Linked DNA regions of Homo sapiens: region 1 is linked to region 2. Evidence: read pairs that join two places in POLR2A ChIA-PET (ENCODE). Cell type or tissue: Panc1. All regions are shown on one strand. Links, peaks and the distances in the headings refer to the core of each region. The heading gives the core; the rest is flanking DNA. Region 1 overlaps ZAN (zonadhesin). Region 2 holds the start of LOC124901709 (a long non-coding RNA gene).

The links. ChIA-PET counts read pairs that join two places held together with the same protein. Peaks named below come from ENCODE experiments on the same cell type or tissue, not always from the same donor. Only the 100,000 strongest peaks of a DNase experiment are listed, where the experiment ranks them.
Region 1: POLR2A ChIA-PET joins it to region 2 with 8 read pairs; 6 of 35 experiments call an interaction of 5 or more read pairs at or near these places.

What each region holds. Positions count from the first base shown.
Region 1 is chr7:100,735,578-100,751,573 of GRCh38, reverse strand. It overlaps ZAN (zonadhesin), which reads right to left. Exons shown (of 48, transcript NM_003386.3): 3 at 15,802-15,854; 4 at 14,945-15,091; 5 at 14,494-14,765; 6 at 14,225-14,312; 7 at 12,961-13,113; 8 at 4,872-5,036; 9 at 3,933-4,024; 10 at 3,359-3,437; 11 at 3,104-3,250; 12 at 678-949; 13 at 308-392. Among named protein-coding and RNA genes, the nearest start is that of ZAN, 10 kb to the right of the region's middle. RefSeq lists an enhancer at 6,249-6,298. In Panc1, for the core only: no CTCF peak of the experiment used is centred there; no DNase peak of the experiment used is centred there.
Region 2 is chr7:100,621,274-100,632,290 of GRCh38, reverse strand. TFR2 (transferrin receptor 2) reads left to right here. Exons shown (of 18, transcript NM_003227.4): 7 at 93-209; 8 at 346-485; 9 at 1,239-1,402; 10 at 2,919-3,038; 11 at 3,985-4,067; 12 at 4,155-4,218; 13 at 4,317-4,384; 14 at 4,471-4,547; 15 at 4,630-4,714; 16 at 4,800-5,027; 17 at 5,388-5,528. It overlaps LOC124901709 (a long non-coding RNA gene), which reads right to left and starts at 10,169. Exons shown (of 3, transcript XR_007060454.1): 1 at 9,737-10,169; 2 at 1,066-1,135. LOC124901710 (a long non-coding RNA gene) reads left to right here and starts at 5,541. Exons shown (of 2, transcript XR_007060455.1): 1 at 5,541-5,941; 2 at 6,061-7,737. RefSeq lists enhancers at 4,331-5,093, 5,391-5,685, 5,094-5,858 and silencers at 5,336-5,395, 5,456-5,595. In Panc1, for the core only: no CTCF peak of the experiment used is centred there; no DNase peak of the experiment used is centred there; H3K4me3 peaks cover 742 bases.

The DNA.
Region 1 (15,996 bases), core at 7,935-15,934, 110 kb before region 2:
ACTCAACGAACACTAATATATGTCAGATATTATGCCAGAAATGAATAGGATATGGGTCCAGCCTTCAAGACTGCAGAGGAAGGAGTTCTGGATCCAGCCCCCAAAATCCATGGTATCGAAGCCACATTCACCCAGGCAAACATCTTGAAGTGCAGGGGAAGGAGAGGTGTGTTGAAGATGGAAAACAAAGCCAGCTGGGTGAGAATTCGGGCTCCAGGGAGGACTCACATTTTAAGCAGTTCATAGAGAGAACTCCAGGGAACCTCAGGGCACCGCCCCCTTCCTGGAGCCTGGGCTTTGGTCTTACCTGGACAAGTCCCAGGATTGATCAAGATGAAACCCATAGCAACCACAGAGGCCGTGTTGCTTCCCTGGATGCCCTTGAAAATAAGCTAAAGGCGACAAGGGAGAGAGACGGAGAGAGAAACAAAAATGAATCTCCAGCAACTCTGTGATTCCACTGGGCATAGAATCTGTTCTCTGCCAAAATGTCGCCTTGTTCCAGCCTCAACAGTCCAGCCCCATCCCGGCCCCTTTCTCACTTTCTGTAACACGAAGTTCCCCTTTTCTCGGCTCTCTTTCCAGCTTTCCACCTCTTCAGCACTGGTGGCGCCCCCAGATCCCAGGCATTGGCCCTCTCACCTCACACAGACAGGACCCCCGCCTCCGTCTCTCACCTGCATGGGCTGTTGGTGTCCTGAGGGGACGGTGACGGAGGTGTTCTGCCAGTAAGGGCGCTGAGACCCCACGCGTTTCCAGAGAGGAATCGGGGGACTCCCCGCAGGACTTCCCAGGAGGAGTTCGAGCATAGTACCCTCCCCAAGGCCATACATGTGGTATGCGAACTCCACGCAGATGTCACCTGGGGCGCAGAAGGGCCGGCTCACCAGTCTGACTGACTGGCCTGCCTGGGAGAACTCGTCAGCCTCAAGGTAGATATAGTGACCCCCTAGGCAAAGGAAGGGAACAGGCAAGGTAAGAAGCCTGCACAGGACATGCCAACTGCTGCTTTAGCAAAGCTTTGCTTTCTGAACGGGAATCTGAGCAAACACTCAAATTTCCCAGGTCGTAGCATTATTTTTTCTGCTCATTTTAGACATCTAACTAAAGAAGGTGGGATCACAAAGAAAGGGAAAAGCGGCCAGGCACGGTGGCTCATGCCTGTAATCCCAGCACTTTGGGAGGCCGAGGCTGGCGGATCACGAGGTCAAGAGATCAAGGCCATCCTGGCCAACATGGTGAAACCCCGTCTCCACTAAAAATACAAAAATTAGCTGGGCGTGGTGGCCCGTGCCTGGAGTCCCAGCTACTCGGGAGTCTGAGGCAGGAGAATTGCTTGAACTCCGGAGGTGGAGGTTGCAGTGAGCCAAGATCACGTCACTGCACTCCAGCCTGGCAACAGAGCAAGACTCCATCTCAAAAAAGAAAAAAAGGGAATAACAAACCAGCAACCTAGATTACATTCATTAATGTCGTGTGTGTGTGTGTGTGTGTGTGTGTGTGTGTGTGTGTGTTGTTTTTTTGAGATGGAGTCTCGCTCTGTTGCCCAGGCTGGAGTGCAGTGACACGATCTCAGCTCACTACAACCTCCACCTCCCAGGTTCAAGCGATTGTCCTGCCTCAGCCTCCCAAGTAGCTGGGATTACAGGTGTGTACCACCATGTCTGGCTAATTTTTGTGTTTTTAGTAGAGGTGGGGTTTCACCATGTTGGCCAGGCTAGTCTTGAACTTTCGGCCTCAAGTGATCCACCCGTCTCAGCCTCCCAAAGCATTGGGATTACAGGTGTGAGCCACTGCACCCCACCCTCATTATTGTCTTTTTAAAAAATTATTTCTTTATATATATATATGTGTGTGTGTGTATATATATATGTGTGTATATATATGTGTGTGTGTGTATATATATATATATATATATATATTTTTTTTTTTTTGAGACGGAGTCTCACTCTGTCACCCAGGCTGGAGTACAATGGCGTGATCTCGGCTCACTGCAAGCTCTGCCTCCCGGGCTCACGCCATTCTCCTGCCTCAGCCTCCCGAGTAGCTGGGACTACAGGCGCCCACCACCATGCCTGGCTAATTTTTTGTGTTTTTAGTAGGGACGGGGTTTCACCGTGTTAGCCAGGATGGTCTCGATCTCCTGACCTTGTGATCCGCCCTCCTTGGCCTCCCAAAGTGCTGGGATTACAGGTGTGAGCCACTGCGCCCAGCCTCTTTTTATATATTTTTAAGACAGAATCTTACTCTGTTGCCCCGGATGGAGTGCAGTGGTGCGATCTCAGCTCACTGCAGTCTCCACCTCCTGGGGTCAGGCAGTTCTCCTGCCTCAGCCTCCTGAGTAGCTGGGACTACAGGTGCACGCCACCACTCCCGGCTAATTTTTACATTTTTTTTAGTGGAGTCAGGGTTTCACTATGTTGCCCAGCTGGTCTCGAACTCCTGACCTCAAGTGATCCACCTGCCTCGGCCTCCCAAAGTGCTGGAATTAAAGGCGTGAGCCACCATGCCTGGCCTATTTTTTTATTTTTAATTTTTAGAGACAAGGTCTTGCTCTGTTGCCCAGGCTGGAGTGCACTGGTTCAATCATAGCTCACTGCAGCCTTGACTTCTGAGCTGAAGCGATCCTCCCACATCAGCCTCGCAAGTAGGTGGGACCACAAGCACACACCACCACATCTAGCTAATTAAAAAAAAATTTTTTTTTCTAGAGATGGGGTTCTCACTATGTTGCCCAGGCTGAGCTCAGACTCCTGGGCTCAAGCAATCTTCCCGTCTCGGCCTCTCAAAGTGCTGGAATTGCAGGCATGAGCCACTCATAAACGTCTAGACTGAAAATGAGGTGGTGGGTTTTGAAGCTTTGGGCTCCATGAAGTGAGATGCCTGGGTTTTCTCAGGATTTCAGTGACCCCCCAGCCCTGAGAATCTTTAAGTTACTCTGCTATCTCCACAATTCCAGTACCATGGAAACTTCCGAAAAAACACCTGTGGACTGATCTTCCCACTGCCTGAAACAACGTCTCCCATCAGTCACAGCAGCCAGCCTGCTACCTGGGAGCAGACTGAGTGATTTCTTGGCGTGAGCGCTCCTCAATCTCCTCACCTGCATTAGGGAAACCTCCCGCAGGGCCCATGCCATGGACGGGTCCATTTTTATGTCCGAGGGCCCAGTGTCCACCATCCCCGGAAGTCTGGACCCAGTCACAGAAGGGATGGGCGTTGTCTTCAAAGTCACACTGAGGAAAACCCTCTGGGGGATCAAAATAGGATATTTGAGCAAGTTGAGTGACGCTCTCCAGCCCTCCCCCAGCCCACCCCGGATTCTGAGAGATCCGGGCCTCTCAGGGCCTGCTCTCACCCCCACAAGGAGCAATGCTGGTTGCATCAACTGCCACAGCTGGCTCTGGGGTCTTTCCAAAAACGCCTACCACGGCAAACTGGAGAGAAAGGGAGATGGAGCAGGAGTGAGCACACAGCCCACACCCCCAAGCCCCTGATCTAACTCGACTCCATTCCAGGACCCAGAATCCCTACTCCCTGTGCCCAGACCCTCAATTCAGTTCTTTCTTTCTTTTTTTTTTTTTTTCAGAGTCTTGCTCTATTGCCCAGGCTGGAGTACAGTGGTGTGATCATAGCTCACTGCAGCCTTGACCTCCAGGGCTCAAGTGATCCTCCCACCTCAGGCTCCCTAGTAGCTGGGACTACAGGCACACATCACTGTGCCCGCCTAATTTTTGTATTTTTTTGTAGAGATGGGGTCTTTCTATGTTGCCCAGGCTGGTCTTGAACTCCTGTCCTGAAGCGATCCTCCCTCCTCAGCCTCCCAAAGTATTGGGAATACAGGCATGAGCCACAGCACCAGGCCCCTCAATTTATTTCAACATTGGGTGTGCCTACCATGTGCAAGGACCTGACCCCTTGCTTCTCTGTACCTGTATCCGTCCCACGGCTGTGTAATTGACAGAAACAGCCTGCCAGTTGGGCCCAGGTTGTCCTGAGAAGAGAGTGTGTTTCCGGATACTCCCTGCAGTGAAAGGAATTGGAAGGAGAAGTGAGCTTAAGGGGACTGGGAAACGACTTTGAACTATACCTAGGAGGATGAGGAGCAGAGGGCATAGCTGGGGACGATTACCACCAAATGAAAGCACAATCTTCTTTTTTATTTTATTTATTCATTATTTTTTTTTGAGATGGAGTATTGCTCTGTTGCCCAGGCTGGAGTGCAGTGGCACTATCTTGGCTCACTGCAACTTCTGTCTCCCAGGTTCAAGCGATTCTCCTGCCTCAGCCTCTTGAGTAGCTGAGATTACAGGCGTGTGCCACCACACCTGGCTAATTTTTGTATTTTTAGTAGAGACAAGGTTTCTCTATGTTGGCCAGGCTGGTCTCGAACTCCTGACCTCAGGTGATCCACCAGCCTCACCCTCCCAACGTGCTAGGATTACAAGCATAAGCCACTGTGCCAGGCCAGCACAACTTTCTTTTTTATTTGAGAGGGAGTCTTGCTCTGTCACCAGGCCGGAGTGCAGTGGCGCGATCTCGGCTCACTGCAACCTCCGCCTCCCGGGTTCAAGCGATTCTCCTGCCTCAGCCTCCCGTGTAGCTGGGACTACAGGCAGCTAATTTTTGTATTTTTAGTATGGACGGGGTTTCACCATGTTAGCCAGGATGGTCTCGATCTCCTGACCTCGTGATCCGCCTGCCTCGGCCTCCCAAAGTGCCCTCCCAGCCATGATTTCCACTTCATGGAATAGTCTCGCACATATTCCAGACCTCCCTAGACCCTGAGGGATGCCCCATGTTTCCCCATCAAGCCAACCCTGGGAGATGCGCCCAGATCAGTGTAAATCCCATTAATTCTCCGCTCTAACCCAAGACTGAAGCATAAATGTGGAGGGCTGCACCAGGAGACTGGCCCCGGAGGATGTAGTGGAAGGAAAAGCTCAGACAGCCAGAGGACAGGCTCACGGGGCTCAGGAGGACAGCTTTCTGCCCAGGTCTTGCATTCTTGGGGTCCAGGAGCATGTAGCAGCCACCTGTGAAGCAAAAGGCCAGGGAACTGGGGTGGATGGAATTGAGGGAAGATGGCAGCAGAGATAGGGCCCTGAGGAGGCTGTGGACTTGTCTCTGGGGATCCCCAACAGCAGCCTAGAATCAGGCAGCACTGAGGTGGTCCTATCCCAACTGACTGAGGTCTTCAACTTTTCCTAGAAATGCTTGGGCTGGGTAAGGACCCGGCGCTGCCATGGGAAGCGGCGGACACCTTCTCCAAAGCAGCAACTAGAACTTTGACCTTTGGGTGCTAACTCTTTGTTGTTGTTGTTTTGTTTTTGTTTTTGAGACAGTCTCACTCTGTCGCCCAGTCTGGAGTGCAGTGGCGCAATCATGGCTCTCATGGTTCACTGCAGACTCAACCTCCCCGGGCTCAGGTGATCCTCCCGCCTCAGCCTCCTTAAGTAGCTGGGACTACAGGTGTGCGCCACCACGCCCTGCTAATTTTTGCATTTTTTTTTGAAAAGATAGGGTTTCACCACATTGCCCAGGCTGGTCTTGAACTCCTAGGTTCAAATGATCCACGCACCTTGGCTTCCCAAAGTGCTGGGATTACAGACATGAGCCATCACATCTGGCCTGGGTGCTAACTCTTAAGGTCCACTAGAGTCATAGCCTGTTCCTTTTCTTTTTTCCTTTTTCTTTTTTGAGACAAGGTATGGTTCTGTTGCCCAGGCTAAAGTGCAGTGGCACAGGTCTCAAACTCCTAGGCTCAAGCAATCCTTTTGCCACAGCCTCCTGAGTAGCTGGGACTCCAGGTGCGGACCTGGAGTCCGCCCAGCTAATTTTTTTTTTTTTAAGAGATGGGCGGTCTCACGATGTTGCCCAGGCTGGTCTTGAACTCCTGGCCTCAAGCAATCCTCCCGCCTTGGCCTCCCAAAGTGCTGGGATTACAGGCTTGAGCCACTACACCCGATTGCCTCTTCCTTTTCTTTACCCGCTGGACATAACCTATTCACGCAAACTGGCGAGAGATACAGCGGCTCTGACACAGAGGAGCAAGAGGCAAACCCCCTCTCACCCAACACCACCTCGGCCCCCAGCTCAGACAGCCAATCAGCGTGGACCTCGCTAGGTGACGCAACTGGTAGCGAAAAAGAAAATGTAAGCGGCTGCCACTCGTGGGGAGCGCGCTCGCGTGCGTGCTCACGCCCGAGTCCAAGGGAGTCTTGCCTGGCGCGCGCTCACTCCTGCCGAAGGTGGGATCCTGAGCGGCGGCGAAGAGGCTGGAATGGCGGGAATGGGCGGGAGGAAGGAGAAGAAAGGAAACAACCGGGAAGGAAGAGGGAAGGGAAAGGAAAGGAAGTGGGAAAATGATGAAAGAGAAATCAAGGACACGGGCTGGCGCGGTGGCTCACGCCTGTAATCCCAGCACTTTGGGAGACCGAGGCGGGCGGATCACCTGAGGTCAGGGGTTCTAGACCAGCTTGGCCAACATGGCGAAATCCCGTCTCTACTAAAAGTACAAAAATTAGCCGGGCGTGGTGGCGGGCATCTGTAATCCCAGCTACTCGGGAGGCTGAGGCAGGAGAATCGCTTAAACCCGGGAGGCGGAGGTTGCAGTGAGCTGAGATCGCGTCACCGCACTCCAGCCTGGGCGACAGAGCGAGACTGTCTCAAAAAACAAACAAACAACAACAACAAAAAAAAAACCAAGGAGACCTATGAGAAACAGAAGAGGAGAAATGGGAGAAAAAGAAGTGAAAGGTGAAGAAAATATAAGGAAGCGAGCAAGATGGAAAAGGAAAGGGAAAGAAAGGAAAAATAAAAAGCCAACCAGCATTTACTGAAGCTGCTGGGCGCGGTACACGGTGCTAAATGCTGAGGGGTTGCAGAGAGGGCTGGTCGGCTTTCAGTGAAGGTGGGGCCAGGGCTTCTTAAGGCCTTATTTATTTATGTACGTATTTATTTATTTATTTTTATTGAGATGGAGTCTCACTCTGTTGCCCAGGCTGGAGTGCAGTGGCGCTATCTCGGCTCACTGCAACCTCCGCCTCCCAGGTTCAAACAATTCTCCTGCCTCAGCCTCCCGAGTGTTGGGATTACAGGTGCACACCACCAAGCCCAGCTAATTTTTTGTATTTTTAGTAGAGACGGGTTTCGCTATGTTGGCCAGGCTGGTCTCGGACTCCTGACCTCTGGTGATCCACCTGCCTCCGCCTCCCAAAGTGCTGGGATTACAGGCATGAGCCACCACGCCTGGCCAGGGCCCTTCTAGAAAACAAAGTTTAGGCAGCAGGAAAGATCAGAGACAGGAGTGCAGGAGTCCAAGTGGACACTGATGGAGTGGAGAGAGGAAAAGATGGGGAAAAACAGAAAAGAAAATACGGCAGAGGCAGGAGGATCACTTGAGGCCAGGAGTCCGAGACCAGCCTGGGCAACATAGCAAGACCCCATCTTTACAAATAAAGAAAATAAAATAAAGTGTGGAAATGGTAAAGTGGAAGGGAGGAAATGGATTGAGAAAGGATAAGTATTAAGGGAAAAGAAGAACAAAGAGATATAGGCTGGGCGTGGCAGCTCACACCTGTACTTCAAGCACTTTGGGAGGCCGAAGCAGGAAGATGGCTTGAGGCCCAGAGTTTGAGACCAGCCTGGGCAATGTAGCAAGACCCCATCTCTATTTTTATTTATTTATTTATTTTGAGACACAATCTCACTCTGTCGCCCAGGCTGGAGTGCAGTAGTGCGATCACAGCTCACTGCCACCTCCACCTCCCAGGCTCAATCAGTCCTCCCACGTCAGCCTCCCGAGTATCTGGGACTACAGGTGTGTGCCACCACACTGGGCTAATTTTTGTATTTTTTGTAGAGACAAGATCTCACTATATGTTCCAGGCTGGTCTTGAACTCGTGGCCTCAAGTGATCTGCCCACCTCGGCCTCCCAAAGTGCTGGGATTACAGGCATGAGCTACTGCACCTGGCCTAGTTTTTAAAAACATTTTTTTAAATTCAAAAATAAGAATTATAAACTCAGGAAATTAGGGAGCAGAACCCTCTATGCTTGACCTACAGTGCTTGGCTCAGTGAGGGGTTGAAATGTGGGCTGTGTGAGAAGATTAAGAGAGAAAGTGAATGTTGTGTGAGAGAGAAAAGGAAGAAGTCAACAGTAGAAAGAGAAAGAAGCTCAGCTGAGTGCACAGGGAGGTGGTGGAAAGAAGCTAGGGATAGACTTGGGTGCATAGAAAGAAAGAATATCAGCCAGGCATGGTGGCTTACGCTTGTAATCCCAGCATTTTGGGAGGCCAAGTGGGTGGATCACGAGGTCAGAAGATCGAGACCACCCTGACCAACATGGTGAAACCCCATCTCTACTAAAAATACAAAAAATTAACTGGGCATGGTGACGCACACCTGTAATCCCAGCTACTCGGGAGGCTGAGGCAGGAGAATCGCTTGAACCCGGAAGGCAGAGGTTGCAGTGAGCTGAGATCGTGCCATTGCACTCCAGCCTGGCAACAGCAAGATTCTGTCTCAAAAAAAAAAAAAGAAAGAAAAAGAAAGAGTGTCGCCTGGATTTTTGCAAAAGCCTCCTAAACAGCCTCTCTGCATCGACCCTTGCCTGTTCTCCTCAGTGGATTCTCAACACAAAAAAAATCCTTAAAAAATAAGTCAGATCGTCCCCGTCCCCCTCCCCCTCCCTCTCCCTCGTCTCCGTCTCCGTCTCCCTCTCCCCACGGTCTCCCTCTCATGCGGAGCCGAAGCTGGACTGTACTGCTGCCATCTCGGCTCACTGCAACCTCCCTGCCTGATTCTCCTGCCTCAGCCTGCCGAGTGCCTGCGATTGCAGGCACGCGCCGCCACGCCTGACTGGTTTTGGTGGAGACGGGGTTTCGCTGTGTTGGCCGGGCGGGTCTCCAGCCCCTAACCGCGAGTGATCCGCCAACCTCGGCCTCCCGAGGTGCCGGGATTGCAGACGGAGTCTCGTTCACTCAGTGCTCAATGGTGCCCAGGCTGGAGTGCAGTGGCGTGATCTCGGCTCACTACAACCTCCACCTCCCAGCCGCCTGCCTTGGCCTCCCAAAGTGCCGAGATTGCAGCCTCTGCCCGGCCGCCACCCCGTCTGGGAAGTGAGGAGTGTCTCTGCCTGGCCGCCCATCGTCTGGGATGTGAGGAGCCCCTCTGCCCGGCCGCCCAGTCTGGGAAGTGAGGAGCGTCTCCGCCCGGCCGCCATCCCATCTAGGAAGTGAGGAGCGCCTCTTCCCAGCCGCCATCACATCTAGGAAGTGAGGAGCGTCTCTGCCCGGCCGCCCATCGTCTGAGATGTGGGGAGCACCTCTGCCCCACCGCCCCATCTGGGATGTGAGGAGCGCTTCTGCCCGGCCGAGACCCCGTCTGGGAGGTGAGGAGCGTCTCTGCCCGGCCGCCCCGTCTGAGAAGTGAGGAGACCCTCTGCCTGGCAACCACCCCGTCTGAGAAGTGAGGAGCCCCTCCGCCCGGCAGCTGCCCCGTCTGAGAAGTGAGGAGCCTCTCCGCCCAGCAGCCACCCCATCTGGGAAGTGAGGAGCATCTCCGCCCGGCAGCCACCCCGTCCGGGAGGGAGGTGAGGGGGGGTCAGCCCCCCGCCCGGCCAGCCGCCCCATCCGGGAGGGAGGTGGGGGGTCAGCCCCCCGCCCGGCCAGCCGTGCCATCCGGGAGGGAGGTGGGGGGGTCAGCCCCCCGCCCGGCCAGCCGCCCGGTCCGGGAGGTGAGGGGCGCCTCTGCCCGGCCGCCCCTACTGGGAAGTGAGGAGCCCCTCTGCCCGGCCAGCCGCCCCGTCCGGGAGGGAGGTGGGGGGGTCAGCCCTCCGCCCGGCCAGCCGCCCCGTCTGGGAGGTGAGGGGCGCCTCTGCCCGGCCGCCCCTACTGGGAAGAGAGGAGCCCCTCTGCCCGGCCAGCCGCCCCGTCCGGGAGGGAGGTGGGGGGGTCGGCCCCCCGCCCGGCCAGCCGCCCCGTCCGGGAGGGAGGTGGGGGTGTCGGCCCCCCGCCCGGCCAGCCGCCCCGTCCGGGAGGGAGGTGGGGGGGGTCAGCCCCCCTGCCCGGCCAGCCGCCCCATCCGGGAGGTGAGGGGCGCCTCTGCCCGGCCACCCCTACTGGGAAGTGAGGAGCCCCTCTGCCCGGCCAGCCGCCCCGTCCGCGAGGGAGGTGGGGGGGTCAGCCCCCCGCCCGGCCAGCCGCCCCGTCCGGGAGGGAGGTGGGGGGGGTCAGCCCCCCTGCCCGGCCAGCCGCCCCGTCCGGGAGGGAGGTGGGGGGGGTCAGCCCCCCTGCCCGGCCAGCCGCCCCGTCCGGGAGGTGAGGGGCGCCTCTGCCCGGCCGCCCCTACTGGGAAGTGAGGAGCCCCTCTGCCCGGCCAGCTGCCCCGTCCGCGAGGGAGGTGGGGGGGTCAGCCCCCCGCCCGGCCAGCCGCCCCGTCCGGGAGGGAGGTGGGGGGGTCAGCCCCCCTGCCCGGCCAGCCGCCCCGTCCGGGAGGTGAGGGGCGCCTCTGCCCGGCCGCCCCTACTGGGAAGTGAGGAGCCCCTCTGCCTGGCCAGCCGCCCCGTCCGGGAGGGAGGTGGGGGGTCAGCCCCCCGACCGGCCAGCCGCCCCATCCGGGAGGGAGGTGGGGGGGGTCAGCCCCCCGCCCGGCCAGCCGCCCCGCCCAGGAGGTGAGGGGCGCCTCTGCCCGGCCGCCCCTACTGGGAAGTGAGGAGCCCCTCTGCCCGGCCACCACCCCGTCTGGGAGGTGTGCCCAACAGCTCATTGAGAACGGGCCAGGATGACAATGGCGGCTTTGTGGAATAGAAAGGCGGGAAAGGTGGGGAAAAGATTGAGAAATCGGATGGTTGCCGTGTCTGTGTAGAAAGAAGTAGACATGGGAGACTTTTCATTTTGTTCTGCACTAAGAAAAATTCCTCTGCCTTGGGATCCTGTTGATCTGTGACCTTACCCCCAACCCTGTGCTCTCTGAAACATGTGCTGTGTCCACTCAGGGTTAAATGGATTAAGGGCGGTGCAAGATGTGCTTTGTTAAACAGATGCTTGAAGGCAGCATGCTCGTTAAGAGTCATCACCAATCCCTAATCTCAAGTAATCAGGGACACAAACACTGCGGAAGGCCGCAGGGTCCTCTGCCTAGGAAAACCAGAGACCTTTGTTCACTTGTTTATCTGCTGACCTTCCCTCCACTATTGTCCCATGACCCTGCCAAATCCCCCTCTGTGAGAAACACCCAAGAATTATCAATAAAAAAATAAATTAAAAAAAAAAAAATAAATAAGTCAGATCAAGTCACTGCTCAAAATCCTGCAAAGGCTCCCCATTCACACAGAATAGGAAAGCCACAGTCCTGACAATGGCCTTCAAGGCTCTATGTGATCTGCCGCTCCTGTGGATCTCAGGTCACCCTCTTCATGCTGGCCACATGGCTCTTTGCTGTGCCTTGATCCCCTCCTTCCCCGACAGCCCCACTGCTACCTCAGGACCTTTGCACAGCTGGCCCCTCAGCCTGGAATGTCCTCTGCTACTACCTCACCTTTTTCAAGTTCGTGCTCAAATGTGTCCTGAATGTGACCTACTCTGACCAGCCTATTTAAAATCGGTAACTCGCCCAGGCACAGTGGCTCAACGCCTATAATCCCAGCACTTTGGGAGGCCGAGGTGGCCGGATCACCTGAGGTCAGCAGTTCAAGACCAGCCTGGCCAACGTGGTGAAACCCCGTCTCTACTAAAAACACAAAAATTAGCTGGGCGTGGTGGTGTACACCTGTAGTCCCAGTTACTTAGGAGGCTGAGGTAGGAGAATCAATTGAACCTGGGCAGCGGAGCTTGCAGTGAGCCGAGATAGAGCCACTGCACTCCAGCCTGGGAGACAGGGCGAGACTCTGTCTCCAAAATAAATAAATAAATAATTGATAACTCACGGCGGGGCACAGTGGCTCACGCCTGTAATCCCAGCACTTTGGGAGGCCAAAGTGGGCAGATCACTTGAGGTGATCCTCCCGTCTCAGCTTCCCAAAGCGCTGGGATTACAGGCGTGAGCCAGTGCACTTGGCTCCAAACTTGTTTGACTTTTTATTTTCCCAGTAGCATCGCTCACTTTATAACTATATTTACTTTGTGTCGGTAACTGCCCCCCCGCTACCACACCCTACTCTTCCTTGTCTGTTTTCTGCACTGGTGTATTTTAAGTGCCTAGGACAGCACCTGGCATATTGTAGGTGCTCAGTATTTCTTGAATGAATGAAGAATGAAAGGGGCCAGAAGCAATGGCTCACGCTGTAATCCCAGCATTTGGGAGGCTGAGGCAGGTGGACCACTTGAGGTCCGGAGTTCGAGACCAGCCTGGCCAACATGGTGAAACCCTGTCTGTACCAAAAATACAAAAATTAGCCGGGCATGGTGGTGCACGCCTGCAGTCTCAGCTACTTGGGAGGTTGAGGCAGGAGAATTGCTTAAACCCAGGAGGCAGAGGTTGCAGTGAGCAGAGATCACGCCACTGCACTCCAGACTGGGTGACAGAACGAGACTCTGCTTCAAAAAAAAAAAAAGAAAAAGAAGAAGGAGAAGGAGAAGGAGAGGGAGAGGGAGAGGGAGAGGGAGAGGGAGAGGGAGAGGGAGAGGGAGAGGGAGAGGGAGAGGGAGAGGGAGAGGGAGAGGGAGAGGGAGAGGGAGAGGGAGAGGGAGAGGGAGAAGAAGAAGAGGAAGAGAAAGAAGAAGAAGAAGAGCCACAGAAAGGAGATGAGGAGCTGGCTGTATTGGGTCTGCCAGGTAGAGCTTGTAGGGCGGTGGTGGGGGAGGCTGGCTGGGTGCTTGAAATCAGCTTCTTGCGTGAAACTTGAGCTGGTAAGAGGCTTGAAGCTGTAGGTGTTCATGACAGACCGTCCCAGGGCAATTATCGTAGGGTGCTTGGTGCCCAGAAAGTCAAGGGACAGAAGCATGGCCGCTACTCACTACCAGGGCTAGAGAAGTCGCCATCAGGCCCCACGCCTGGCTTTCCTGATGACCCTTTCTTCTGAGTCCACTTGGCCCCGGAGGCAGTTGGGATCCAGGTCCAGTCACAGAGGTCATTTGGAATGTCAAAGCTGCATGTTTGCATCATACAGACTGAGAGGAAAGAAAGAAGGGAAGATATAATGTTTTCTTCTTTTTTAGAGACAGGGTCTCTGTCACCCAGGCTAGAGTACAGTGGTGTGATCATAGCTCACTGCGGCCTCGAACTCCTGGACTCAAGCGGTCCTCCCACCTCAACCTCTCAAGTAGCTAGGACTACAGGTGTGCGCCACCATGCCGAGCTAATTTTTAAAAAGTTCTTGGCACGGTGACTTAACTCCTGTAATCCCAGCATTTTGGGAGGCTGAGGTGAGTGGATCACCTGAGGTCAGGAGTTCTAGAACAGCCTTGCCAACACAATGAAACCCCGGCTCTACTAAACATACAAAAATTAGCCAGGCATGGTGGTGGGCACCTGTAATCCCAGCTACTTGGGAGACTGAGGCAGGAGAATCATTTGAACCCAAGAGGCAGAAGTTGCAGTGAGCCGAGATCGTGCCACTACACTCCAGCCTGGGTGACAAGAGTGAAATTCCGTCTCAAATAAATAAATAAATAAATAAATAAATTCTTTTGTAGAGATGGGGGTCTCCTTATGTTGCCCAGGCTGATCTCAAACTCCTGGCCTCACACCATCCTCCCACCTTGGCCTCCCAAGGTGCTGGGATTACAGGCCTGAGCCACTGTGCTGGGCCGAGACCTCTCTTTAGGCACGGCTGCTTCCAGAGTCAAAGCCCTAATAGCTCTACCTGGCAGACCCAATACAGCCAGCTCCTCATCTCCTTTCTCATTCTTCTTTTTTTTTTTTTGAGACGGAGTCTCACTCCATCGCCAAGGCTGGAGTGCAGTGGCACGATCTCGGCTCACTGCAAGCTCCACCTCCCAGGTTCATGCCATTCTCCTGCCTCAGCCTCCCAAGTAGCTGGGACTACAGGCGCCCGCCACCGCGCCCGGCTAATTTTTTGTATTTTTAGTAGAGACGGGGCTTCACCGTGTTAACCAGAAAGGTCTCTATCTCTTGACCTCGTGATCCGCCCGCCTCGGCCTCCCAAAGTGCTGGGATTACAGGCATGAGCCACCGCGCCCGCCCTGGATCCTCTTCTTGTTGTGCAAGGACGGAGAGAAAAGGGTCCGAGGGCAGGCGGGAGGAGGGACAGGGACTCACCGCGATTACAGGAGCCCCGGCGGATAGAGAGGGCATCCAGGGCGATGTCCAGGTAGGCAGTGCTACCCCGTGTTCCCTCAAACATCAGCTGCAAGAGGATAAGGGGACCCCAACCCCATGAGCCCCTCAGCCAGGCCTCCTGGCTCCTAGTTTTCTTCCTGAATTCAGATGGCTTGGCCCCCACAATCCCTTTTTGCCACACCCCCACCCTCAGGCTCTCCAACACCCAGACTCCCCCCCGAGGTCCCACAATTTGTCCCCGGCCTTACCCGGGTGGGCAGGGTGAACCCTGCGGGCACAGTGACGGTGGTGAGCATCCAGGAGGGTCTCTGGGTGTTCCAGTGTTTCCAGAGCACATCGGGGCGGCGGCCCTCTTCACCCGAGAGCAGCAGCAGCCTGAGCTGGGCGCCCCAAGACAGCCCGAACATGTGGTGGGCAAAGTGCACACAGAGGGGGCCTTGCTCCCATAGGTCGGGGCTGAGCAGGCGGGCCACTCCCCCACGGTGGAAGCTGTTCGATTCCATATGCAGATAGCTGCCCTCTGGGGGAGGCAGAGCCCAAGACACTGAGGCCCAGCCACCTCTGAGGGCTGCCCCCACCCATCCCCTTCTCAGAGCCCAGGCATCCAGGTCTGGCTGCCTCCCTTCTCTCTCCATCTAGCCACTCCCGCCTCCCAGCCACCTCCCTGCTCATGGTCCCCTGGAAACCATAGCCCCTCACCTCCGTTAGGGTACCCCCCGGGGGCCCCGGTGGAGCCGGTGGGAGAGGGCCCACTGGCTCGAACCCAGTCTTCATCGTCTGCGGACACTTGGGACCAGTCACAGAGGGGTTTGGCGTCATCCTCAAAATCACACTGGGTGAGGACATCTAGGAAGAATGGGTCACAGTGAGGTTTCAGAGAGGGCAGGGGCAGGGCCCAGAGCCACACAGGGAGAGGGAAGTAGCAAGATTGCTACACTTAGAGAAAGCTGCCATGAAATCAGCCGGGTGTGGTGGCGCACACCTGTAGTCCCAGCTACTGGGGAGGCTGAGGCAAGAGAATCGCTTGAACCCAGGAGGCGGACTTTGCAGTGAGCCAAGATCGCGCCACTGCACTCCAGCCTGAGGGACAGAGGGAGACTCCGTCTCAAAGAAAAGAAAAAGAAAGCTGTTGCAAAGCCTTGGGGTCCAGAGCAGAAATTGCTCGTCTGTTTTTTGTGGAGATGGAGTCTTACTATGTTGCCCAGGCTGCTCTCAAACTCCTGGCCTCAAGCCATCCTCCCACCTTGGCCTCCCTAAGTGTTGGGATGACAGGTGTGAGCCACAGCACCCGGCCCAGAGCAGAGATTTGAAAGAGAGAATCTTTTAGGAGAAATTCGGGGCTGGGAGAGTGGACAGAATGACAAGGTCCGGGGTCATGAACTGAGGTTGGAGGGCTGGACTTGGCCTGGCAGGACACATTTTGTAGTCCTGGCTGATGCCCGGAGGGGACTGGAGGTGGCTGCTCCTGCTAGGAACTCAGGAACTGGCATTCTGGTGGCAGAATGTGGGTTCGGAGGAGGGAGGAGAAATCTTAGCACTCCTGGTTTCCAACTCACAGTTGTCCCTAGAGCTGCGAACAACCAGCTTCTGGTCCGGAGGCTTCTCTTTCCTTGGGGGTCGTTTGAAGAAAGCAAAAATGCAACTCGTGTCATTATCAAGAATTATAAGATTCAGTGACTGTGAGCTTTCTGAGTGGTCACGTAAGGATGATCAGTGTTTATGCAGTGAATGTGTCTGACTTGACTTTTTTT
Region 2 (11,017 bases), core at 411-8,410:
GCAAGCAAAGGCCTTGCCATTTCCTGGTTTCTCCTGCCCTTATGAATCGGGTTTTTTTCTGGGAGGAGTCCTCTAGTCACCTTCCTCCCCAGGTGACCAATGCTCAGGACTTCGGGGCTCAAGGAGTGCTCATATACCCAGAGCCAGCGGACTTCTCCCAGGACCCACCCAAGCCAAGCCTGTCCAGCCAGCAGGCAGTGTATGGACATGTGAGTCTGGGGAGGCTGGTCGTGCTGTTCCCAGGTCCCGAGGCCACACCTTCTTGCTCAGAATAGGGCTGGCATGTTTTTCGTTTTTCCTGGAAGCCCAGCTCGCAGCTTTGCGTGGGCACCCCTTTCCCTGCAGGTGCACCTGGGAACTGGAGACCCCTACACACCTGGCTTCCCTTCCTTCAATCAAACCCAGTTCCCTCCAGTTGCATCATCAGGCCTTCCCAGCATCCCAGCCCAGCCCATCAGTGCAGACATTGCCTCCCGCCTGCTGAGGTGAGGGGAGTGTTGGGGACCAGAAGAGGAGGAAGCAGAGAGAGGAAGGCTGCAGCGAGGCCACAGGGTGATTGTGGGTGAACTAGAAAAAGGTGACTCTTGTTTAAGCCTGCAGTGAGCCATGACTACACCACTGCACTCCAGCCTGGGAGACAGAGAGACCCTGACCTTTTTTTTTTTTTGAGATGGAGTCTTGCTCTGTCTTCCAGGCTGGAGTGCAGTGGTGCAATCTTGGCTCACTGCAACCTCCACCTCCCGGGTTCAAGTGATTCTTCTGCCTCAGACTCCAGAGTATCTAGGATTACAGGTGCCCCCCCACCACGCCCGGCTAATTTTTGTATTTTTAGTAGAGGGTTTCACCATGTTGGCCAGACTGGTCTCGAACTCCTGACCTAGTGATCCGCCCATCTCGGCCTCCCAAAATGCTGGGATTACAGGTGTGAGCCACCATGCCTGGCCGGGACCCTGACTCTTTAAAAAAAAAAAAAAAAAAAAAAAAAGTGACTCTTCTGGATGGACACAGCCTTTCTCCAGGGTCTACTGTCTGGCAACTAAAGTTCCCACTGGATTGCACACCTACCTCAGCTGAGAACCATCCAAGGCAGCCCTGACTGCACTGCCCTACCCAGGCAGCGTCCAGAGGCAGCGATCTGGAGCCAGAAAGGGTGGGAGGGAAAGAAATAAGGAAAAGAGTGATTTGGACTCTTCTGGGTCTCTCTACAACTTCCCCCTTTCTGCCTTCCTCCTCTCCAGGAAGCTCAAAGGCCCTGTGGCCCCCCAAGAATGGCAGGGGAGCCTCCTAGGCTCCCCTTATCACCTGGGCCCCGGGCCACGACTGCGGCTAGTGGTCAACAATCACAGGACCTCCACCCCCATCAACAACATCTTCGGCTGCATCGAAGGCCGCTCAGAGCCAGGTATGCTGTGTGTCCAGTATCACTCACAGCTGGTGGTGGGCTGGGGGAATTTCTGCCCATACACCCTGGCAAGATAGGGGGCTGGTGCAGGAGGCCCCAAGAGGGGACAGGAGTGGTGCCCAGAGGAGGGAAGCTGGCAAGTTGAGGCTGAACTGGGTCTGATGGTGGCAGCAGTGAACAGACCTCACCTTCCAGCCTGTCTAGTGATGGAATGGGGGTTGTTGCCCAGTAGTGAGCTCCCCAGCACTGGAAGTGAGTAAGCCTAAGTTGGATGATGTTGTAATAGAAACTCAAGCATGGGCCGGGTGTGGTGGCTCACGCCTGTAATCCCAGCACTTTGGGAGGCCCAGGCAGGTGGATCACTTGAGGTCAGGAGTTTGAGACCAGCTTGGCTAACATGGTGAAACCCCGTCTCTACTAAAAATACAAACATTAGCTGGGCCCGGTGGCATGCATCTGTAATTCCAGCTATTCCGGAGGCTCGGACAGGAGAATCACTTGAACCCAGGAGGTGGAGGCTGCTGTGAGCCGAGATTGTGCCATTGCACTCCAGCCTGGGCAACAGAGCAAGACTTTGTCTCAAGAAAAAGAAAAAAAAGAGAAAGAAAGAAAGAGAGAAAGAGAAAGAAAAAAAGAAAGAAAGAGAGAGAGAGAAAGGAAGGAAGGAAGGAAGGAAGGAAGGAAGACTCAAGCATGAAAGAAAGATCAGATCAGATTAGATAGAAGCATAGATGGCCCTTTCAAGCATAGCTAGATGTGGATGGCAGTGGAGAATTAAAATAAGTAATTGACAGATGGGGCAACAAAGCCAAGACTTCACAAAAAATTTAAAAATAAGAGAAATTGGCTGGGTGCGGTGGCTCACGCCTGTAATCCCAGCACTTTGGAAGGCCGAGGTGGGCGGATCATGAGGTCAGGAGATCGAGACCATCCTGGCTAACATGGTGAAACCCTGTCTACTAAAAATACAAAAAAATTAGCTGGGCATGGTGGCAGGCGCCTGTACTCCCAGCTACTCAGGAGGCTGAGGCAGGAGAATGGCGTGAACCCGGGAGGTGGAGCTTGCCGTGAGCCAAGATCGTGCCACTGCACTCCAGCCTGGGCAACAGAGCGAGACTCCAAAAAATAAATTAAATAAATAAATAAGTAAGTAAGTAAAAGAAATTAGCCGAGCATGGTGGCACACATCTGTGGTCCCAGCTACTTGGGAGGCTCAGGCAGGAGGATGGCTTGAGCCAGGGAGTTTGAAGCTGCAGTGAGCTATGATCACACCACTGCACACTCCAGCCTGGGTGACAGAAACCTTGTAAGTCCAGAATGACCTCAGGCACCCAGCTGAAGGAGCACACCATCCAGGAAGGGCCAAGTGGGGAGGGGCGCCCTCTTTAGGGACTGGAGGGACTGCAGGGCTAGGGTTGCCGGAATTGTGATGGGCTGAGAGACACAGGCAGATGGAGGATGCCCCCAGGGTGCAGGGTGCAGTGTCAGAAGTGGGTCCCAAACATCCCCTCCCCAGATCACTACGTTGTCATCGGGGCCCAGAGGGATGCATGGGGCCCAGGAGCAGCTAAATCCGCTGTGGGGACGGCTATACTCCTGGAGCTGGTGCGGACCTTTTCCTCCATGGTGAGCAACGGTAAGGTCAGGGCCAGGGCCTGGGCCTGGGCTAGGCAGCGGTGGGCCTGTGGCCCGAGGAGGATAGGGCAGAGAGGCAGTGAGGGACACAGACTGGCCAGTGGTCACTTGGACCTCGGCATCCACATTGTACCTGAGTGGCCCTGGGCCAGTCACTTCACCTCTATTTCGTCACCTAAAAATGAAAGTGAGGCCGGGTGCGGTAGCTCACGCCTGTAGTCCCAGCACTTTGGGAGGCCGAGGCAGATGGATCACCTGAGGTCAGGAGTTTGAGACCAGCCTAGCCAACATGGTGAAACCCTCTACTAAAAATACAAAAATTAGCCAGGCGTGGTGGAGGGCGCCTGTAATCCCAGCTACTAGGGAGGCTGAGGCAGGAGAATCGCTTGAACCTGGGAGGCGGAGTTTGCAGTAAGCCGAGATCGCACCACTGCACTCCAGCCTGGGCAACAGAATGAGCCTCCTTCTAAAAAAAAGAAAGAAAAGAAAAGAAAAAAAGTGACATGAATGATAATCATAGTCCATGGGTCTGTGTCAAGATTAAGCATGTTGGGCTGGACGTGATGGCTCATGCCTGTAATCCCAGCACTTTGGGAGGCCAACACAGGAGAATCGCTGGAGACCAGGAATTCAAAACCAGCCTGGGCAACATAGGGAGACTGCATCTCTACAAAAGTTTTTTAAAAATTGGCTGGACTTAGTGGTGCATGCCTGTAATCCCAGCTACTTGGGAGGCTGAGGCAAGAGGATGACTTGAACCTGAGAGGTCAAGGCTACATTGAGCCATGATTGCACCACTGCACTCCAGCCTGGGCGAGAGAGTGAGATCCTGTCTCAGAGAGAGAGACAGAGAAACAGAGACCCTGGGGGACCAGGACAGAAGAAGACAAGGGGAGGGTCTTTGCTTGGCCCCTGCTAAGCCTGTCCTCCTTCCCCTCTGTCCCCAGGCTTCCGGCCCCGCAGAAGTCTCCTCTTCATCAGCTGGGACGGTGGTGACTTTGGAAGCGTGGGCTCCACGGAGTGGCTAGAGGTGATACGGGGTCCCGGGCAGGTCGTTAGGCATTGGGGAGAGGTGGGGGTGGGGGGTTCCCACTCCACACTGGTCACCCACCCACAGGGCTACCTCAGCGTGCTGCACCTCAAAGCCGTAGTGTACGTGAGCCTGGACAACGCAGTGCTGGGTGAGCTGGGGCAGTGCCACCACCTGGCCCCCTGGGGTCCACCCTTGCCTCTGGGGCTGAGCCCTGAGCCTGGCATCCCTCCCCTCCCCTTTTTCCAGGGGATGACAAGTTTCATGCCAAGACCAGCCCCCTTCTGACAAGTCTCATTGAGAGTGTCCTGAAGCAGGCAAGAGCACCCCAGGAATAGGGGGTGAAGGGGAGTAGGTTGCGGGGAGGAGCAGAGCCTGATCAGTGCCCTTCCCCAACCCCCAGGTGGATTCTCCCAACCACAGTGGGCAGACTCTCTATGAACAGGTGGTGTTCACCAATCCCAGCTGGGATGCTGAGGTGTAAGTTGGGGGGGTAGGGAGAGCTGGGGAGGGATGTGGGGGAGCCTGAACCCACAGATCGCTCCAACCCACCTGCCCCCAGGATCCGGCCCCTACCCATGGACAGCAGTGCCTATTCCTTCACGGCCTTTGTGGGAGTCCCTGCCGTCGAGTTCTCCTTTATGGAGGTGAGACGTCCTCCCCCTGCCCCAGACACAGCGCTAGTCCTTCAGCCTGTCTGCCTCCGCCCCAGCGTCCACCCTGTCCTGGCAGGACGACCAGGCCTACCCATTCCTGCACACAAAGGAGGACACTTATGAGAACCTGCATAAGGTGCTGCAAGGCCGCCTGCCCGCCGTGGCCCAGGCCGTGGCCCAGCTCGCAGGGCAGCTCCTCATCCGGCTCAGCCACGATCGCCTGCTGCCCCTCGACTTCGGCCGCTACGGGGACGTCGTCCTCAGGCACATCGGGAACCTCAACGAGTTCTCTGGGGACCTCAAGGTTCAAGAGGCCCACCCCGCTCTTGGTCTCTGGGAGTGGGAGGCACTGCCCAGGCCAGGGGGTCCAGCCCCTTCTCTCTGCATTCCCTGGGGTCTAGGTCCTCTCTGGCAATCCAGCCCATTAACCCCCTGCCTCCAGTCTCCCAGCCCCCAGCATGTGCCATCGCCCAACCTGGCAGGTGCAGGATCTTCTCCCCACTCCCTTCATCCTGCCTCCAGCACTCTGTCCTCGTCTACCTCCTCCCTCCTGCGGCCAGGGGTCCCAGCCCCCTTCCCCATGCTAGGCGGGGGTCCTTGTCCCCATGCTAGGCGGGGGTCCTGGCCCCTGCCGCCAGCCCCAGCCCGCGCCTCCCCACCCCAGGCCCGCGGGCTGACCCTGCAGTGGGTGTACTCGGCGCGGGGGGACTACATCCGGGCGGCGGAAAAGCTGCGGCAGGAGATCTACAGCTCGGAGGAGAGAGACGAGCGACTGACACGCATGTACAACGTGCGCATAATGCGGGTGAGGCCCCGCCCTCCTCGCCCCGCCCCCAGTGTCCCGCCCCTCCCCTGGGGCTCCACCTCCTGGACCTGGCCCCGTCTGCGCGCTCCTCTCTCTCCCCGCCTACACAGTCCCGGTCCTCTGGATGCTCTCTTCCCAGTCCTGGACACGCAGTGCTCATAGATCGGTCAGGCTGGAGGACCCGAGCGATCAAAGTGATGAAATGGACAGGGAGGGCCAGCCTCTTGGCCACAGTCGCCTGGTTTACGCCTGGCAGAACTGGGACAATCCACCCTCCCCCACCCCTCCCCGCTGACTCCCCTCCTATAGCTCCCACTGCCTCCTCGACCCTTCTGGAAAGAAAAAGCATGTCCACACTGGTCCACAATACGAGGTTACAGGCTGGGAAGTGCAGAAGGCTAAAGATATTCAGAGTAAGAGAGCTGTTTTCCTTCTGATAATGAAATGGGTGAAATCCAGAAAGGCTGCCTGGAGGAGGTGTCACGTGAAAGTTAAACAAGAGCTTATTCCCTCACCAATCCCTTCTGCTTAGCTTTGAATCCTTTGCAGCCCACACCCCACCTCCAGTTCCAACTCCTCCACTTCCTTCCATTTTCTTACTCCAAGAACTCAACCCCTCAACCCTTTGATGTCAAGAAATGGGTGAGTAGGGACTGTGGCCATGGGGAAAGGTCTGCAGGGCAAAATAGTAAACAGGATCATCCTCAATGAGTGTGGGGTGAGCTGGGAACTGCAGTGTACACAGAGCCACTTGTGCACACACACTCACGGTTTTCAGAGCCAGCATGGCTACCCCTTGGAGGCTCATGTTATCTCTCCTCCTTGCATTTTCCTGCTTGTGCCCTCTGCCTGTCCCCCTTGGCCATTTACAAACCTATTGCTCTTGCTCGTTCTCCCTTGCCCAGACTAGAGTGCAGTGGCACCATCTCTGCTCACTGCAACCTCCAACTCCTGGGCTCAAGTGATCCTCCCACCTCAGCCTCCCTAGTAGCTGGGAGTACAGGCACGTGCCATGACGCCCGGCTAAATTTTTCTATTTTTTGTAGAGACAGGGTTTTACCATGTTGCCCAGGCTGGTCTCAAACTCCTGGCCTCAAGTGATCCTCCTGCCTCGGCCTCCCAAATTGCTGGGGTTACAGGCGTGAGCTACTGAACCTGGCCTTCTCCTCTCCTTCTTATATCTCTTTCTCCATTCATTCTTCTTTAACCTTTGCCTCCTCTACTGGAACAGGGGTGACCCTGGGGTGAGGCAATAGGTTGGGTATGGTTCATTCTCATTCACAGATCTTGGTTTAACCTCAGCTGTGTCAGCATGCAGAAGACAAAAACACCCACCTTTCAAAGTTGCCATACCCCTGTCCCCACCAGGGATAAAAGGGACCTGCGTGTAAGATGCATGACTTAGGCCAGGCACGGTGGCTTACGCCTGTAATCTCAGCACTTTGGGAGGCTGAGGTGGGCGGATCACCTGGGGTCAGGAGTTCGAGACCAGCCTGACCAACATGGAGAAACCCCGTCTCTACTAAAAATACAAAATTAGCTGGGCATGGTGGCACACGCCTGTAATCCCAGCTACTCAGGAGGCTGAGGCAGGAGAATCACTTGAGCCTGGGAGATGGAGGTTGCAGTGAGCCGAGAGCACGCCATTGCACTCCAGCCTGGGCAACAAGAGCGAAAATCCATCTCAAAAAAAAAAAAAAAAAGAAAAAGAAAAAGAAAAAGATGCATGACTCAGGCTCAGGGATGGAGAGGGAAGGACTCAGGACTTCAGAGCCTGCAATACAGGATTGGGCCAGACCCAGTGAATTTTATGGCTCTAGACCAGGGGTTGGTGAACTACTGCCCATTGGCCAAATTCAAACTGCCGCTTGTTTTTTTGTTTTTTTTTTTTCTGAGACGGTCTCACTCTGTTGCCCAGGCTGGAGTGCAGTAGCATGATCTGGGCTCACGGCAACCTCCACCTCCCGGGCTCAAGCAATCCTCTCACCTCACCTCAGCCTCCTGAGTAGCTGGGACTACAAGGACACACTACCACACTCCGCTAATTTTTAAAATTTTTTGTAGAGATGGGATCTCACTATATTGTCCAGGCTTGTCTCAAAATCCTGGGCTCAAGCGACTCTCCCACCTCAGCTTCCCAAGGTGCTGGGATTACAGGCGTGAGCCTCTGCTCCCTGTTTTTGTAAATAAAGTTTTATTGAAACAGCCATGCTTATTGGTTTTCACGCTCTCTATGGCTACTTTTGTGTAATAGCAGCAACGTTAAGTAGCTGCAATAAAAGCAGCATGGCCTGCAAAATCTAAAATATTTACTATCTGGCATTTCACAGAAAAAGTTTGCTGACCTTGGCTTTAGACTGTGACTTGGATCTTGAAGAACAGGCAGGATGTGGATTGATGCAAAGTAAAGAGGACATTTCAGGGTGGAGAGACCAGAATTCGGGTGTGGCAGTGAAATCAGTCTGGTTTTACTTGGAAGCGGGGTGTGGACCAGCAGAGCCAGAACAGGGGCCCCATGAAGAGGCAGAGGGGAGGGGACCACCAAATGTGGTGTTATCGATCAACTGTGGGGAGCCTCGAACACCAGGATTAGAAGTTTGGATGTTAAGGGTCTTAGCATCAAGGAAATTAGAGAGGTTTTTGAGCAGAGAGGTGATGTGAGCAAAGGGGAGTTTTTATTTTTATTTATTTTTCTTTCTTTATTTTTTGGAGACAGTGTCTTAATGTCACCCAGACTGGAGTGCAGTGGCGCGATCCCGGCTCACTGTAACCTCTGCCTGTCGGGTTCAAGTGATTCTCCCACTTCTGCCTCCCGAGTAGCTGGGACTACAGGCGCGCACAACCATGCCTAATTTTTTTTTTTTTTTTTTTTTTTGGTAGAGAAGGGGTTTCATCATGTTGGCCAGGCTGGTCTTGAACTCCTGACATCAAGTGATCTGCTCACCTCAGCCTCCCAAAGTGCTAGGATTACAGGCGTGAGCTACTGCGCCCGGCTGGGAGTTTTTGTTTTTGAAATGAGGTCTCACTGTGTTGCCCAGACTGGTATTGAACTCCTGGGCTCAAGTGATCCTCCCACCTTGGCCTCCTGAGTAGCTGGGACTATAGGTGCACACCACCACACCCGACTAATTTTTTATTTTTATTTTTGTAGAGATGAGGGTTTCCATACATTGCCCAAGCTGGTCTCAAACTCCTGAGCTCAAGTAATCCTCCTACCTTGGCCTCCCAAAGTGCTGGGATTACAGGCAGGAGCCACCATGCTGGACAACAAAGTAGAGTTTTTAGGAGTGATTTTGGTCAGATTGCAAATGTCTTGAGAGTGGCAGGTGGGAGCAAATGCTCATAGGTGGGGACTGGACCGATGTCAGGTGTTTAGAAGGAGAAATTGACAGATTTGATGTTGAGGGAAGAGGAGGAGAATAATAATAATAGTTGTCTTAGAATAGAAGAATAATAAAATAGCAGTTGCCATTTGTTTTTGTTTGTTTTTTGAGACGGAGTCTCGCTCTGTCACCAGACTGGAGTGCAGTGGCACGATCTCGGCTCGCTGCAACCTCCGCCTCCCGGGTTAAAGCTATTCTCCTGCCTCAGCCTTCTGAGTAGCTGGGACAACAGGCATGTGCCACCACACCCAGCTAATTTTTGTATTTTTAGTAGAGACGGGGTTTCGCCATGTTGGCCAGGATGGTCTTGATCTCTTGACCTCGTGATCTACCCACCTTGGCCTCCCAAAGTGCTGGGATTACAGGCATCAGCCACTGTGCCCGGCCTGTTTGTTTGTTTGTTTGTTTGGTTTTGTTTTCTGAGACAGAGTCTTGCTCTGTCACCCAGGCTGGAGGGCAGTGGCACGATCTTGGCTCACTGCAACGTCCGCCTCTTGGGTTCAGGCTATTCTTGTGCCTCAGCCTCCTGACTAGATGGGATTACAGGGACACATCAGCATACCTGGCTAAATTTTTTGTATTTGTAGTAGAGACAGGGTTTTGCCATGTTGGCCAGGCTGGTCTCAAACTCCTGACCTCAGATGATCCACCCGCCTCAGCCTCTGAAAGTGCTGGGATTACAGGCATGAGCCACTGTGCCCAGCTGCAGTTACCATAGTAGAAGGTTACCACATGCTAGAGGATTTATTTCATTTGCTTCCCCCAGCGCTGAGGTTGCTAGTATTATATCCAGAAACTGGGGCTAGGAGAGGCTAAGAAACTTACCTGAAATCATATAGTTAGTAAGTGGAAGAGCCGAAATTGGAGGCCAGGTAGTCTACCTTCAAAGCCTGTGCTCACCCCATGCTCACTCCCCTTTGAGGGTGACAGCTTGACACCTGCAGAAAGCCATGGGCCACATGAGTGTGGGCCCAACGCCCAGGTTTGGGAAGAGATCGGTACTGATATGTCCAGGTGCTCCCAAACCCAGTGGGGAGGTCCAGATGGCTGGAGGGCAGGATTCCAGTGGGTCACTGGGTGGGGAGATTTGGCATCTGTCCCCACAGAGGTCCTGGTTGACATCAGGGGCACAGATGAGCTCTGTGAGTGAATGATGGAGGCCTTAAAAAGATGTGAGCATCTGAAAATCAGCTGGGTATGGTGGCACGTGCCTGCACTCCCAACTACTCAGGAGGCTAAGGCGGGAAGATCACTTGACCTCTGGGGTTTGGGTTGCAGTGAGCTGTGATTGCACCACTGCACTCCAGCCTGGGTGACAGTGAGACCCTGTCTCTAAAAATAAAAGATGTGAGCATCTGAGATCACCCCCTAGAGATTCTGATTTTACTGGGGCGGTGCCCAGGCAATGATAATTTAATAGGTACAGAGAAGAGGGAGGTGGAACTTTGAGACCTGCCCACGGGTGGAAGCAGAACAAACCAGAGATGGGGCTAGGAGAGGCTAGGAAACTAGGAGAGGCTGGCAGAAAGGAGGGAGGAGATTAGGTCAGGAGCAAGGCCGTCTCAGGAAAGACGGAACAGCAGCTGCGTCAGAGGGAGGAAAGCCAGGCTTTTCATGAGGACTGGACTGTCCCCTTGACCTTCGTCTCTGGGCTGTGGACATTGGTGGGGGTGGAGAATGACTCGGTGTGGGGAGGTGTGGTGTTAAGAAGGGAACAGCAGGGCGATAGATTGTTCTTTGAGGCTTTGAGCATTCACTGAATGGGTGAGGAAGGAAGACTCGGGAGAACTACATGCAGGCTTAGGGGTTCTAGAGATAGAAGGGGAGGCCTAGCGTGGTGGCTCACACCTGTAATCCCAGCACTTTGGGAGGCCAAGGCGGGCGGATCACTTCAGGTTAGGAGTTCGAGACCAGCCTGGCCAACACGGAGAAACCCCGTCTCTACTCAAAATACAAAAATTAGCCGGGCGTCGTGGCGGGTGCCTGTAATCCCAGCTACTCTGGAGGCTGAGGCAGGAGAATCGCTTGAACGCTGAAGGCGGAGGTTGCAGTGAGCCGAGATCGTGCCACTGCACTCCAGCCTGGGAGACAGAGCGAGACTCCGTC